Linked DNA regions of Mus musculus: region 2 is linked to region 1. A link is a contact called in ENCODE Hi-C or POLR2A ChIA-PET data. All regions are on one chromosome and are shown on one strand. The core of a region is the stretch at or near the end of the contact, and the rest is flanking DNA. Distances in the headings are between cores, read along the strand shown.

What was found. Hi-C counts contacts between places; a loop is a spot of excess contacts on that map. ChIA-PET counts read pairs that join two places held with the same protein, here RNA polymerase II (POLR2A).
Region 2: a map of left cerebral cortex shows a loop between it and region 1 (2.4-fold over the local background). The contact joins the promoter of Trappc5 here to the promoter of Rps23rg1 in region 1. A Hi-C loop is called at or near these places in 24 of 37 maps with a recorded cell type or tissue (CH12.LX, Patski, adrenal gland and 7 more). POLR2A ChIA-PET finds 5 or more read pairs at or near these places in 3 of 5 experiments (Patski and embryonic stem cell).

What each region holds. Positions count from the first base shown.
Region 1 is chr8:3,563,747-3,570,114 of GRCm38, forward strand. Rps23rg1 (ribosomal protein S23, retrogene 1) reads left to right here and starts at 4,252. Exons shown (of 6, transcript NM_001024728.2): 1 at 4,252-4,350.
Region 2 is chr8:3,675,174-3,681,554 of GRCm38, forward strand. Trappc5 (trafficking protein particle complex 5) reads left to right here and starts at 1,304. Exons shown (of 2, transcript NM_025701.4): 1 at 1,304-1,430; 2 at 3,842-5,748. The coding sequence starts at 3,851. The coding sequence ends at 4,417. It overlaps Gm45231 (a long non-coding RNA gene), which reads right to left and starts at 1,226. Exons shown (of 2, transcript XR_870093.2): 1 at 1,054-1,226. It also overlaps a transcript of Fcer2a not described here.

The sequences.
Region 1 (6,368 bases), core at 3,002-5,501:
CACACCAGAATAGGGATCCCATTACAGATGGCCGTGAGCCACCATGTGGTTGCTGGGAATTGAACTCAGAACCTCTGGAAGAGCAGTCAGTGCGCTTAACCACTGAGCCATTTCTCCATCTTCACCCCCCCCGCCCCCGCCCACTCCTCTTTCTTAAGAGGGGGATGTGTGTAGTCCAGGCTGGCCTTCAACTTAAGGCCTGCCCTCCCCTCCTCCTGCCTCTTCCCTTGAGTGCTGGGGTGGCAGGAGTGCTCCTCAGCACGTGATGACAAACCTCTGACTTTTAGCACTGAATAATACTGCTTTGGATGAGCCCCACTTCTACAGTCTTAAAAGCAGTTCCCAGACAGCCGAGTGTCCCACCTCAGCAGCTCTCACACATCTTATTCTTATTCGTTCATTTGGGAAAAGGCTAAAATTATCACCATGCCCAACCTTACTAAGAATTGGGTTTTTAAAGCTATTGAGCCAGAAAATGACAATTATTTTAAAATCTCTCTGTGTGTGCATATGTGTGTGTGTGTGTACATGTAGGTATATGTAGGTATATATATATATATATGAATGTATGTAGAAGCAGGCATGTGTGTGTGTGGAAGCCAGAGGTCAACCATGGATATCCTAATTTAGGAGTTTTCTATCTTGGTCTGTGTGTGTGTGTGTGTGTGTGTGTGTGTGTGTGTGTGTGTGTATGCAAATGTGAGGGAGTAACTGTGGAAGCCAGAAGTGGATGTCAGGTGTCTTCTTCCTCAGTTTCTCTCTATTTTATGCTTTATATTATTGCTACATTGTTTTGTGTGTGTGTGTGTGTGTGTGTGTGTGTTTTTTCTTGGTTTTTTCGAGACAGAGTTTCTCTGTGTAGCTCTGGCTGTCCTGAAACTCACTTTGTAGACCAGGCTGGCCTCGAACTCAGAAATCTGCCTGCCTCTGCCTCCCAAGTGCTGGGATTAAAAGTGTGCGCCACCACGCCTGGCAGTTGCTACATTGTTATAACATATTACTTAAATATAAGTAAAATAATATGTTGCTTTAATTTTATGTGTATGAGTATACCTGTATGGATGTATGTGTCATGTAAAGGCCAGAGGAGGGCATCAGATCCCTTGGAACTGGAGTTACAGATGGTTGTGAGACTCCATATGGTTTCTAGGAACCAAACCATGGTCCTCTGTAAGGGCTGTCAGTGTCCTTAACCAATGAGTCATCTCTCTAACCTCACCCACCTTATCTCTTTGAGATCTCTCAATGAGTCTAGAGTGCATCAATTTGGTTAAACTGATTGGCTAGTGAGCCTCAGGGTCCTCACATCTCTGCTCCCACCAACCACCACAGGAAAGAGTTACGAGCACATGCCATCACATTTTACATAGTTGCTGTCGATTGAACTCAGGTTGTTATGTTTGCACCACAAGCACTTTTCCAGACAAGCCAGTTCCTCAGTCCCCAACTAGCACCTTCGTTTATGAGATAAGGCCTCTTACTGCAACCTAGGGCTTGCTTTGCTAGGCTTGTTTGGCTGGCCAGGGAACTATCAGGATCTCCACCTGTGTCTGCTTCACCAGACCTAGAATTACAAATGCATGGTACAATGCCCAGAGTTTTGGGTAGGTGTTGGGAACTGAATTCAGTTTCTCATTCTTGTGTGGCAAATACATAACAAACTCCATTGGGAGTGCCAATGAAGACCAATTCTTTCCTTCTGATCCTTTCCCTCCATCCCATTCCATCCCTTCCCTTCACCTCCTCTTGTTTCTCCCTTCTCTCTCTCTCTAGGCCCCCTTCCTTGTTCTCTTCCCCACCCCCATCCCACTCCTTCCCTCATCCCTCCCTCTCTTCCTTTCTTTCTTTCAACAGGGTCTCAAGTTGCCCAAGCTGGCCTCAAATTCCTATATAGTCTAGGATAATCTTGAGTTCCTGATCCTCCTGCCTCTATCTCCTGAGTAATGGGGTTGTTGAGGATACTACCACATCTAGTTTATGCTAGTGATGGAAACCAGGGCTTTGAGCACAGGAGGCAAGCACTTTACCAACTCAGCCCCATCCCCTACCTCAGATTTTTTTTTCTTTTGAAATGCAATTTGATTGATAGTCTAAAAGAAAAAAAAAATGATGCCTATAATGTCTAAATCGGCAATCCATCCTCTGGGAGCACACAATTTGGAGGAGGTGTGTGGGAAATAGTTCCAGAGGCTGTTGACAATGGTGTAGGGGTATAGGAAGCTCTGAGGCCTTTAAAAGAACGAGACAGACCTGTATTTACTGACATGGAAAAACACATGTATATCGCTCCATGAAAAGGAATGGGGACCATACAGGCGGATTCCACTGGAGCAAGCAGACACATGTAGAGTGGCCACAGTGAACTCCTTTCACTCCAGTGTGCTGCGGAGGAGGGGACTCAAGGGAGGAACGTCAGGAGAAATCTTGTTATTGAAGATGAAATATTCCCTGAGCTTGTAACCTCTTCTCCTCCACCAGGGTTGCTTTTAGATTTTCACTATCATAGATGAGATTGGGGTGGGGATTTTCCTTCTTCTTCCCCCTCATCCTGTTCACCCTACTCCTCTTTTTCAGGTAGGTTGTTAATATGAAGCCTGGGATGACCTTAACTTTGAGATCCTCCTGCCTCAACCTTTGGAATCTTCGGATTACAGCTGTGCACCACACCCACCAACTTCTTTTTATTTGCTCTCTCTCTCTCTCTCTCTCTCTCTCTCTCTCTCTCTCTCTCTCTCTCTCTCTCTCTCCCCTCCTATCATTGATTCAGGTGCAGCAGCAAATATGAGGTCAGAGGTCAACTTACAGGAGTTTGTTCTCCTTTCACTATGCTGTGAGGATTCAACTCAGATATCAGGCTTGTGCAGTGAGTGACCTCTCTTTGAGTCTCATTTGGCCCAGGATGATCTTGGACTTGTGAATCTCTAGCTTCTTCCTCCTGGGATCATAGCACCATGCCTGCTTTAGTCAATACTTGGGATGGAACCCAAGGCTTTTTGCAGGCCAAGTGCTCTACCAACTTAACCACAGCCCTAAGCCCTCAATCATTTCTTCCTATTATCTCCAATGTGTTATTGCAATAAACGAGTAAGAACATTCTTCCATTTCCCCTGTTCCTGTTCTTAGGAAAAACAAACACTAGACTTGACAACAGAGGCTCATAGCTGACTGGCTTCATTGTAGTGCTTGATACACTTGGCTAAGTTGCTCTGGTAAAAGGCGGAAAAGTTTAACACCCCTGGCAGTGGGTGGAAGGTCCTGTTTCATGGCACAGTTGGAAATTATTAGACAGGACAGCTGGGAGGGCTACTGGAAGCACAGAACAAATTCAGGATGTTCGAGGCTCTGGGTTCCAACCCAAGCACATTGCCCCACCTCAATCAAACAGCAAACCAAACCTGGTGACATGGCTGTAACCAGAGCACTCACGCGGTGGAAAGCAGAAGCTGAAGGCCACTTTTAGTGTGTTTGAGGCCAGCCTGGCTTACATGTCCCCCAACCCCCCAAATAGGACTGGGGGTATGGCTCAGTGGGTAAAGCACTTGCCAACCTGAGTTCAGGTCCCTAGAAACCTCATAAAGGTAGAATGGACTCCACAAATTATCCTCTGACCTACACACAGAGAGACTACACACCTGCTCTCACACATTAAAAACGTGCAAGATAAAAACTTGCTGGGCATGGTAGCACACTCTTTAATCCCATCATTCGTGAGGTGGAAGCAGGTGGATCTCTGTGAGTTTGAGGCCAGTCTGGTCTTTAAAGCCAGTTCCAGGACAGCCAGGGTTGTTACACATAGAAACCCTGTCTTGAAAAAACAAAATAAATAAGTAACTCTTTCTTTGACTTAAAAGGGGAGGTGGGGCGCCATGTGATTTGCACAACTTTTAATCCTAGTGAAAGATTATCCATTAGACTGACTCCCAGATAAGCAGACCAAGAGGGAGATCGGCCAGAGCTAGGTAACAAAGATAGCAAGCTCCGAGGATGGTAGCTTCTTCCTCGCCCTGCTGAGCTGAGACAAAAGCCTGGAGGCTTAAAACAAATGCCTTACATGCTTTTGTCTCCTGCCAGCAGGACTCTGCTGCTGGTCTGGGTCAGGTGTCCGAGGTCTGCTCAGGACGGTCACACAACAGTTCTGAGCCAATCAGCTACTCTGTCTTTCTTCAAACTGACCAACCGTAAAGTAGGGAAGAAAACTCAGACTTTAAACCCCCAGCCTTCATTGTCAACCTCTCTGCTTTGCAGAGAGTCTTTCTCTCACCCCAGATAAATGCCTGTCCTCAACTGCCGATTCTCTCTGCTGCTGTCAGCAGACTGGAGATTTCTCCACTGCCACCTGTCGTGCTTGAGGTTTGTCCTGCCTTTTAGTTAGTGAATTGGCAGAGAAAACGAACCGGATAAAGAACCCTAGACTGTATTACTAGGACTTTGAAGGCAGAGGCGCGTAGAACTCTGTGTATTCAAGGCCAGCCTGGTTTATATAGGCCAGCAAGTTTCAGGACAGCCAGGTCTACAAAATGAGACCCTGCCTCAGAAAGAAAAAGAAAGAAAGAAAGGAAGAGAGAAGAGAGGGAGGGGGGAAAGGAAAGAAGGAAGGAAGGAAGGAAGGAAGGAAGGAAGGAAGGAAGAAGTTAAAGAACGCAGCTTTGTATATATATTATTTTAGTATATATTTGTTTATTTACTTTGTGTGTGTCTATATGTGCGTGTAGAGTTCAGAGGAGAACTTGCAGAAATCGGTTCTCCCCTCCCACCATACGGATCCCTGCAATCTACCTCAGAGCAAGCAGTCGTTGGGGTGGGGTGGAGGATTTTTTTAAAGCCCCCTGCAGCCTCCGTTGCTTTCCACACTTTTAATATCTTACTTCAGTATGCAAATTTTTTCCAATCCTCTGTTCTTGTGGCTTTTTTCTATGGCTCAAACAAGTGGTGGGTCCTGAGTGGTTGTGTTGGAGTGGGGTGACACTCTCCGCAGGTGTGAGCACTCAGAGAGGCAGATAGACTGGGAGGATCACATACTGTTTCTGCTTCGTGTTTGTTCATGTTTGTAAGTATTGATTTTGTATGATCAGCTTTATTTACCTGAGTGCAACGGGGTGTTATATTTGAAGAACCTGTGTGTGTGTGTGTGTGTGTGTGTGTGCGTGCATGTGTGTAGGTGTGTATGTGTGTAGGTGTGTGTATGTGCATGTGTGTAGATGTGTGTGTGTGAGAGTGTGTGTGTAGGTGTGTCTGTATGTGTGTCTGTGCATATGTGTAGGTGTGTATGTGGGCATGTGTGTCTGTGTGTGTACATGTGTGTTTGTGTGTCTGTGTCTGTGTAGGTTTGTTTGTGTGTGTGTCTGTGCATGTGTGTATGTGTGTGTGTGCATATGTGTATGTGTGTGTGTAGGTTTGTTTGTGTGTGTGTCTGTGCATGTGTGTATGTGTGTATGTGTGTCTGTGCATGTGTGTCTGTGTGTATGTGTGTGTGTGCATGTGTGTCTGTGTGTGTAGGTATGTCTGTGTGTATGTGTGGTGTGTCTGTGCATATGTGTAGGTGTGTGTGTGCATGTGTGTAGGTGTGTGTGTGTGTGTGTGTGTGTGTGTGTAGTATAGAGATCTATCTTGGGTATAGTTCTTCAGGAGCCATTCCCCTTGTTGTTACTGTTTTTTTTTTTTAGTTTTTATTTAATTATTTATTTTATGTGTATGTTCGTAGACCTCATTGTCTGCATGAGCACTACACACACACACACACACACACACACACACACACACACACATTGCCTGGGCAGACCAAAAGAGGGCATTGAATTCCCTGGAACTAGAGATACAGGTAGTTGTGAACTCCCTAATGTGTGTGCTGGGAACCAATCATGTATTCCCTGAAGAGCAGACGGTGAGTGTTTAACCACTACATCATCTCTCCAGGCCTTTTAAAGAATTTTTAACTATACTTATTTATTTATTTTATGAGAGGGTGGGCACACATGGTACATGCCATGTGTCTTAGGGTGCCATTGCTGTGAACAGACACCATGACCAAGGCAACTCTTAGAAGGAAAACATTTAATGGGGCCAGCTTACAGGTTCAGAGGTTCAGTCCATTATCATCATGGCAGGAAACATGGCAGTGTGCAGGCAGACGCGGTGCTGGAGCAGGAGCTGAGAGTTCTACATCTTGTTCTGCAGGCAACAAGGAAAAGACTGTGTCACACTGAGCACAGCTTGAGTGACTCCACAAAGCCTACCGACCCAGTGACACATTTCCTACAATAAGGCCACACCTCCTAACAGTGTCACTCCTTATGGGCCAGGCATTCAAACACATGTGTTTATAGAAGCCATATCTATCAAACGAAGTCTGCAGCCTGTGTTCAATGCCC
Region 2 (6,381 bases), core at 54-2,553, 110 kb after region 1:
CAGGAACCTGTGGAGAGAGGGGGAGGGGGATGAGGAGAGAGGGAGAAAGGGGTCAGGGAGGGAAGAGAGTCAGAGAGAGTAAGAATGTCTTCCTGTGGGGTCATGCTCTCCCCTTCAGCTTCTTCAATCCTTCCCCTAATTCAAACATAGGGGTCCCCGACTTCAGTCCAATGGTTGGGTGTAAGTATCTGCATCTGTCTCAGTCAATGCTATGAATTTTTAAATTAAGCATATGGGGCAGTGGCATGGTTCATCTGTAAAGCACTTGCCTAGCCATTGTGAGGCCCTGGGTTTCATCTGCAGCATTGTAAAAGACATAATTAAACCTGCACCTGACTTATGCAGGTTGGAGATATGAATAGACTCCAGGAGAAAATGACCTACATTCTTTCTGCCGCTTGTGTTTCCTCTTAAAAAGATCAGCTAAACACGGGAAGCTCTGGGCACATATATCACCTTAATTTTGTTGTCATCTTGGTCTACATAGCAAGACTGTTTCAAACAACCACCAACCAACCAATATACAGCACAAAAAATTAAGGGGCTGGGGAGGTGTCTTAATAGATAAAGTACAATTGTAAAGATCTGAGTTTGATCCTGAGTACCTACATTAAAAAAAAAAAATTGCTGGGTGTGTTGGTCACACCTGTAACCCCAGAACTGCCAGCCAGTGAGGTGTTTGTGGGGCAGACAGAAGGATTTTCTGAGATGCTTGACAGCTAGCAGAAATGGTTACCCCAGGTCCAGTAGTTAGACCCTGTCTTAAAATAAGTTCCAGAGCAATAGAGATAGACTCAGTGTCAACCTCTGGTCTCTGCACACAGGAGTGTTGGGCACATGAGACACACTGACACACAAAGGGAGGATAAGGATGGTCAGACGCCTCCGCAGGTAAAACTACTACTACTTCTAAAACACTGCAGCTACACCATCTGTGAAAGATGGAAAAACACCCCCAGATCAAGCGTTCTCCTTCACCCACTGGTAAAAAAAAAATCACGTGTCAGGGGAAATTGCGTGTAAATACATCACGTCTACAGTTCACGTACTTACATACTTAAGAAGATACGTGCCCGAGGGCATGCACGTGCTCCTGGGATAGAATACTTTGCATACTACACTCTTGCTCAAAAGCCAGCTTTTATAGCAAGATCTCATAGCCCAGTGCCCACCAGCGTTCTGCGCCGCGGGGCTTGGACACGGGCGCCCCCTTGCGGCCCCTCTCGGTCACCGCATTGCCCCGCCCTCCGTGCGCAAACGAGCTAGCCCGCGCACGCCTGCGCACTCACAGGCCTTTTACGACGCCATCAAGGAGTTCCGCTGACCCGCCCGCAGCACAGTTCCGGTTGAGACCTTTCCCCGCCCGAGAACCTTCTCCGGCGCGCTCGGGCCTCGTCTTTTTTTCTGTGCGTCCGGAGCAGCGTTCCCGGGTCAGTCTGCTTTGGGTTTCCCCTGGGGGTGATGCGGGTTCCGCGGTCCCGGCCGGGCGTCCTAGAGCAGCCCAGTCGAGCATTCTGCACGGTTCCTTTCCCCAGCTGGGGAGCCGGACGGTCCATCCTAATCTCCCAAGACCTGGCCCGTGGGACATGCTTTGTAGGGGAGGGTTGTCGGCTCCAATCCATTCTCCAGAAGCCATGAAGGCTTCACCTGGTGGTCTCCATTCACTGTTGTGACTCCCGGCTGCCGGCACGGGAGGCCCAGAGGCTCTCACCGCTTCCTCCTGCCTCCTCCACTAGTGTCCCCATCATCCGTGCAGTTTTCTAGAGACTTTGTGGGAGTATGAGTTCCGACGGGATCTCTTTTAGAGTTAAGGGTCACCGTGGAAACGGCTTCCTTCATGACAAATAGACACTTCCGCCGCTCCCCAACCTCATGTTACAGGGTTGGGAATTTTTTGCACCCCCTCCTGGCTTGGCCTTGGCTCACCGGTGTCCCTTACTGTCACATACTTTTCTAGCTTTCCTGGAGGGGTTGGGCAGGAAGGTCTCTAGGGTAGTCAGAGCTGGAGCACATGCCGGCTAGGGAAAACATAATTGACTGTCCTTTGTCCCCTCTCCATTCACCAATGTCCCGCCCCCGCTTTAAAGACAGAGTGTATTAGTGCTTTTCTCCTTCTTGTTGTGGTCATATATACCCGACAAAAGCAACCAGAAGAAGGAAAGGTCTGTTTATTCGGCTATTGACACATGGTTTCAGGAGCATGAGGCCGCTGGCATTGCATCCACAGTCGAATGCTGGCGCCAAGATCACTTCCTTCTTTTTACCTTAGGGTGGTGATGCCTGTATTCATACTGGGTCTTCCCTCTGGAAATCCAGAGACGTGTTTTCATGGTGATTCTAAATCTAGGTCGTGAAGACGAACCATTGCACAGGGTCTCACTGTGCTCTAGGCAGTCCTGGAACTCACCCGGGCTGGCCACTTTCTGCCATCTTACTGCCTCAGTCTCTGGAGTGCTGGGGCTGCAGGTGTGCTCCTCCAGTTTTGTGGCCTCTCTGTATTCCACCTTTTTGATTGATTGATTGACTAATTAAATTTTTTTGAGACAGTTTCTCTGTGTAACAGCTCTGGCTGTCCTCAGTCTCACAGAGATGCCTCTGCTTCCTGAGTGCTGGGATTAAAGGTGTGCATTCATCATGTGTGGCACCTTAAGTTTTAACCATTCCCCTGCCACATGCCAGCTTCTTAAAAATTACATTAAAATTTTTTTTAGATTTATTTATTTACATTTAAAAAATTTATTCATTGCATGTTTGTGTGCACATGTGTGTATTTGTGAGTGTGCATGGGGGTAAAGGGCAACTTTTGAGAGTGAGTTCTCTCCTTGTACTCTGTGGGTTCTGGGATCAAATGGGGCTTATCAGGCAAGTGTCTTTACCTTCTGAGCCATCTTGCCAGTTCCACTGATAGTTCTTTGGGAAGACTTCTTATTTGTTTGAGCTTGATTTTATGTGTATGTGTGTTCAGCCTGCATATATGTATGTGTAATGTGTGTGTGCCTGGTGCCCTAAGTGGTTAGAGGATCTACTAGATCTAGTTACAGGTTGTTGTGAGTCACCATGTGGGTGCTGGAATTCAAACTCGGTCTCTCTATAAGAGCAACAAATGATCTTCTTTCGCTCCAGCTTTTTTTTTTTTTTTTTTTTTCCTTTCAGTAAGAAAGGGTCTCATGTAGCCTAGGTTGGTCTCAAATTCCCTATGTAGCAGAGGATGACCTCAGACTCCAGATCCTCTTGCCTCTGCCTTCACCTCCTGAGTTCGGGGATTACTGATGTATGCTCGGAGTGCACTGTACCGACTGAGCCTTACCCGCAAGTGCTTTTCATGAATAAGAAATCTCTTGAGTCTCCAACTTTGGGGTAGTTTCTATCACTCCCTTTTATTTCCCTTGAAAGATTTCTTTTTAATTTTAATTGTTTTTATTTATATGCATGTGTGTCTGAGTATGGGTTTGTGCGTGTGGTGCAGGGCAGGGACCAGAGGCATTGATTCTTCCTGGAACTGGAGTTACAAGTGGTTGTGAGCCATGTGGAGTGGGTGCTGGGAACTGACTTAACGTGCTTTGCAAGAACAGTATGTGCTTTGACCTGCCGAGCCCTCTTCTCTAGTCCTCTTCGTTTCCCCTTTGACAGGCAAGATTATAAAGCTCTCACTCTAGTATTTGTGCTTTGCTTGCTAAATGTTATGGGGTGTGTTTTACCAGCAGTTTAATGTCCGCTTCCCTTCTGGTCTGTTTGGCACTAAAGTTCTCAGCGCTAGTCCAGATGGGTTGTATAGGTATCCTGGTTCTCCGTGGTGCCAGGCCTCATCCACCCATTGCCCTGACTTCTGGTCTCCCTGCAGGACTGCATCATGGAGGCGCGTTTCACACGCGGGAAGTCGGCGCTGCTAGAGCGCGCACTGGTGCGGCCCCGCACCGAGGTGAGCCTGAGCGCCTTTGCCCTTCTCTTCTCCGAGCTGGTGCAGCACTGTCAGAGCCGCGTTTTCTCTGTGGCCGAGCTTCAAGCACGCTTGGCTGCCCTGGGCCGACAGGTGGGCGCCCGAGTCCTAGATGCCCTGGTGGCCCGTGAGAAGGGTGCCCGGCGTGAGACTAAGGTGCTGGGCGCATTGCTCTTCGTCAAGGGTGCGGTGTGGAAGGCACTGTTCGGCAAGGAGGCGGACAAGCTGGAGCAGGCCAATGATGACGCCCGCACTTTCTACATCATCGAGAGGGAGCCGCTCATTAACACCTACATCTCCGTGCCCAAGGAGAACAGCACACTGAACTGTGCCAGCTTCACAGCGGGCATCGTGGAGGCTGTGCTCACGCACAGCGGCTTCCCTGCCAAGGTTACGGCGCACTGGCACAAGGGGACCACACTCATGATCAAATTTGAAGAGGCTGTGATTGCCCGAGATCGGGCCCTGGAGGGACGCTGACCCCACAGGAGATAAAGGACGAGCAGATCCTGTTCCCAAGCTTGTGTTGTGTCTTGTGTAGGGGCGTCAGATCTGCCCAGATCCTGATCCTGGTCCTGAGTCCCAGACTAAGGGAGTCTGAAGGCAAGCTTGTCAGGCATAGATGGAGAGTAAGGAAGTGGGCAATGGCCGACTTGGCTTCTGGCTTTCAGTTAAGGTTGGAGGCTTGGATGTATCGGGGAGATAGGGCACTTACAGAATTATTGTTGGAACCTGCAGTCTGGAGAGGTGAGGGCGGGGATATGAGGTTAAGAGGGACCGGGACCTGGCAGACTGCCAGTGCTATAGCCCAGTTTGTAGAGTGCCGTGGGTTTGATTCCTTATGCCACATAAAGTGGGTACAAATTGTCTTATCCCAGCACTAGGAAGGTAGAGAGAGAAAGATGGTAAGTTCAAGGCCATCCTCTGCTACTTAGCAAGTTTGAGACCAGCTCTGGCAGCACAGCCTCTTAAGTGTCAGGCAGGTGTACTCTTCCTTTGAAACTGTTTTCTTCAAGTCTCCATTTGTTCTAAAAAACAAAAAACCCAAAAGCCAGGTAGTAAAGGGGAGGGTGTGGCTATGTGCCTAAAATAAATGTAGAGTGGTTATTCGCCCTTTAGACATCGGCTACTCAAAGTGGCTTGTGGACTGTCAGCATCAGTATCAGCATTATCACTACCAGCAGCAACACCAACGTCACCATCCTCGTCCCACATGCAGGATCACTGGTCCACCCCTATACCTCCTGGACCAGAAGTGTGTATTCCAGCCCCTTTCTCAGAGGTCTCCCTGGGACTCTTATTTCAGGGCATCAGAGTCACCCGAGGGACCAAGAAACTCAGCTGGTTTCAGAACAGAACAGAACTGTAAGTTTCACCCCTACAGTCAGATTCTGTAGGTTTGGGGTGTGCATAAGAATTTGTTTTTGGTACATTCTGGAGAGCTGCTGGGTGCCCCAGGGATCACACCGAGACCAGTGGCACACCAGCCTCTCAAAGGGGGAAGAGCCCAGAACCATCTGGAAACTTGAGGGTTTTAAGGTTAATATTTACAAAGTTTGTTCTGAGACAGGGTTCCGGCCGCCCAGGCTGGCTTCAGCCTTGCTGTATATTTAAGGGTGACTGTGAATCCCAACCCTTCTGACTCTGCATGAGGTTGAGTGTTTAACTTAGTGGCTTATCACATTTACTATTTTACGCAGAGTCTGAATTATGTTTTCCTGGCTGACCTGGAGCGCACTATGTAGACCAGGCTGGCCCTATACTCAAGAGGTCTACCTCCCTAGTGCTGAGATTAAACTTGAGCACCACCACCCTTGGCTATTATTATTGTTTAAGACTGTTTATGTGTGTGTGTGTGTGTGTGTGTCTGTGTGTACGTTTGTGAACTTAAACACAGGTGACCGGAGGTCAGAAGGGGGCATCAGATTTAGAGCTTTTGTAGGTAGCTGTGAGCCATCTGGTATGAGGGTTGCCATCTGACACCCACCCCCCCCATCCTAAGAAAGAGCAGTGTGCTGTTAACTGCTGAGCCATGGCCCTCTAGCCCTCCACCTTATTTCTAAAAATGTTTATTTTGTGTGTGCATGTAGAGCCAGAGATTGATGTGAGATGTCTTCCTCAGTTGCACCCAACCTTAAACATCTTTAAAAAAATGTGTTTATGTATGTCAGTGTGTGGGGTTGCAGACACCTAAAGAGGACAACTTTTAGGACTTTCTTTCCACCATGCAGACTCGGGAGACTTGGGGATTCGACTCAGGTCATCGCTGGCCCTCTCACCTTTATTCGGGACTCCCTGAATTGTCCAGGCTGGCGTAAGCCACAGCATCCAAGCGCACTTGGCTTATGAGCAAGCACCCACATTCCTAGCTGGGGATCCCACGCTTCTGTGCCTCACTCCCACCCCTGCCTAGCATGTTATTGTAAGGATATAGGAAAAGAAAT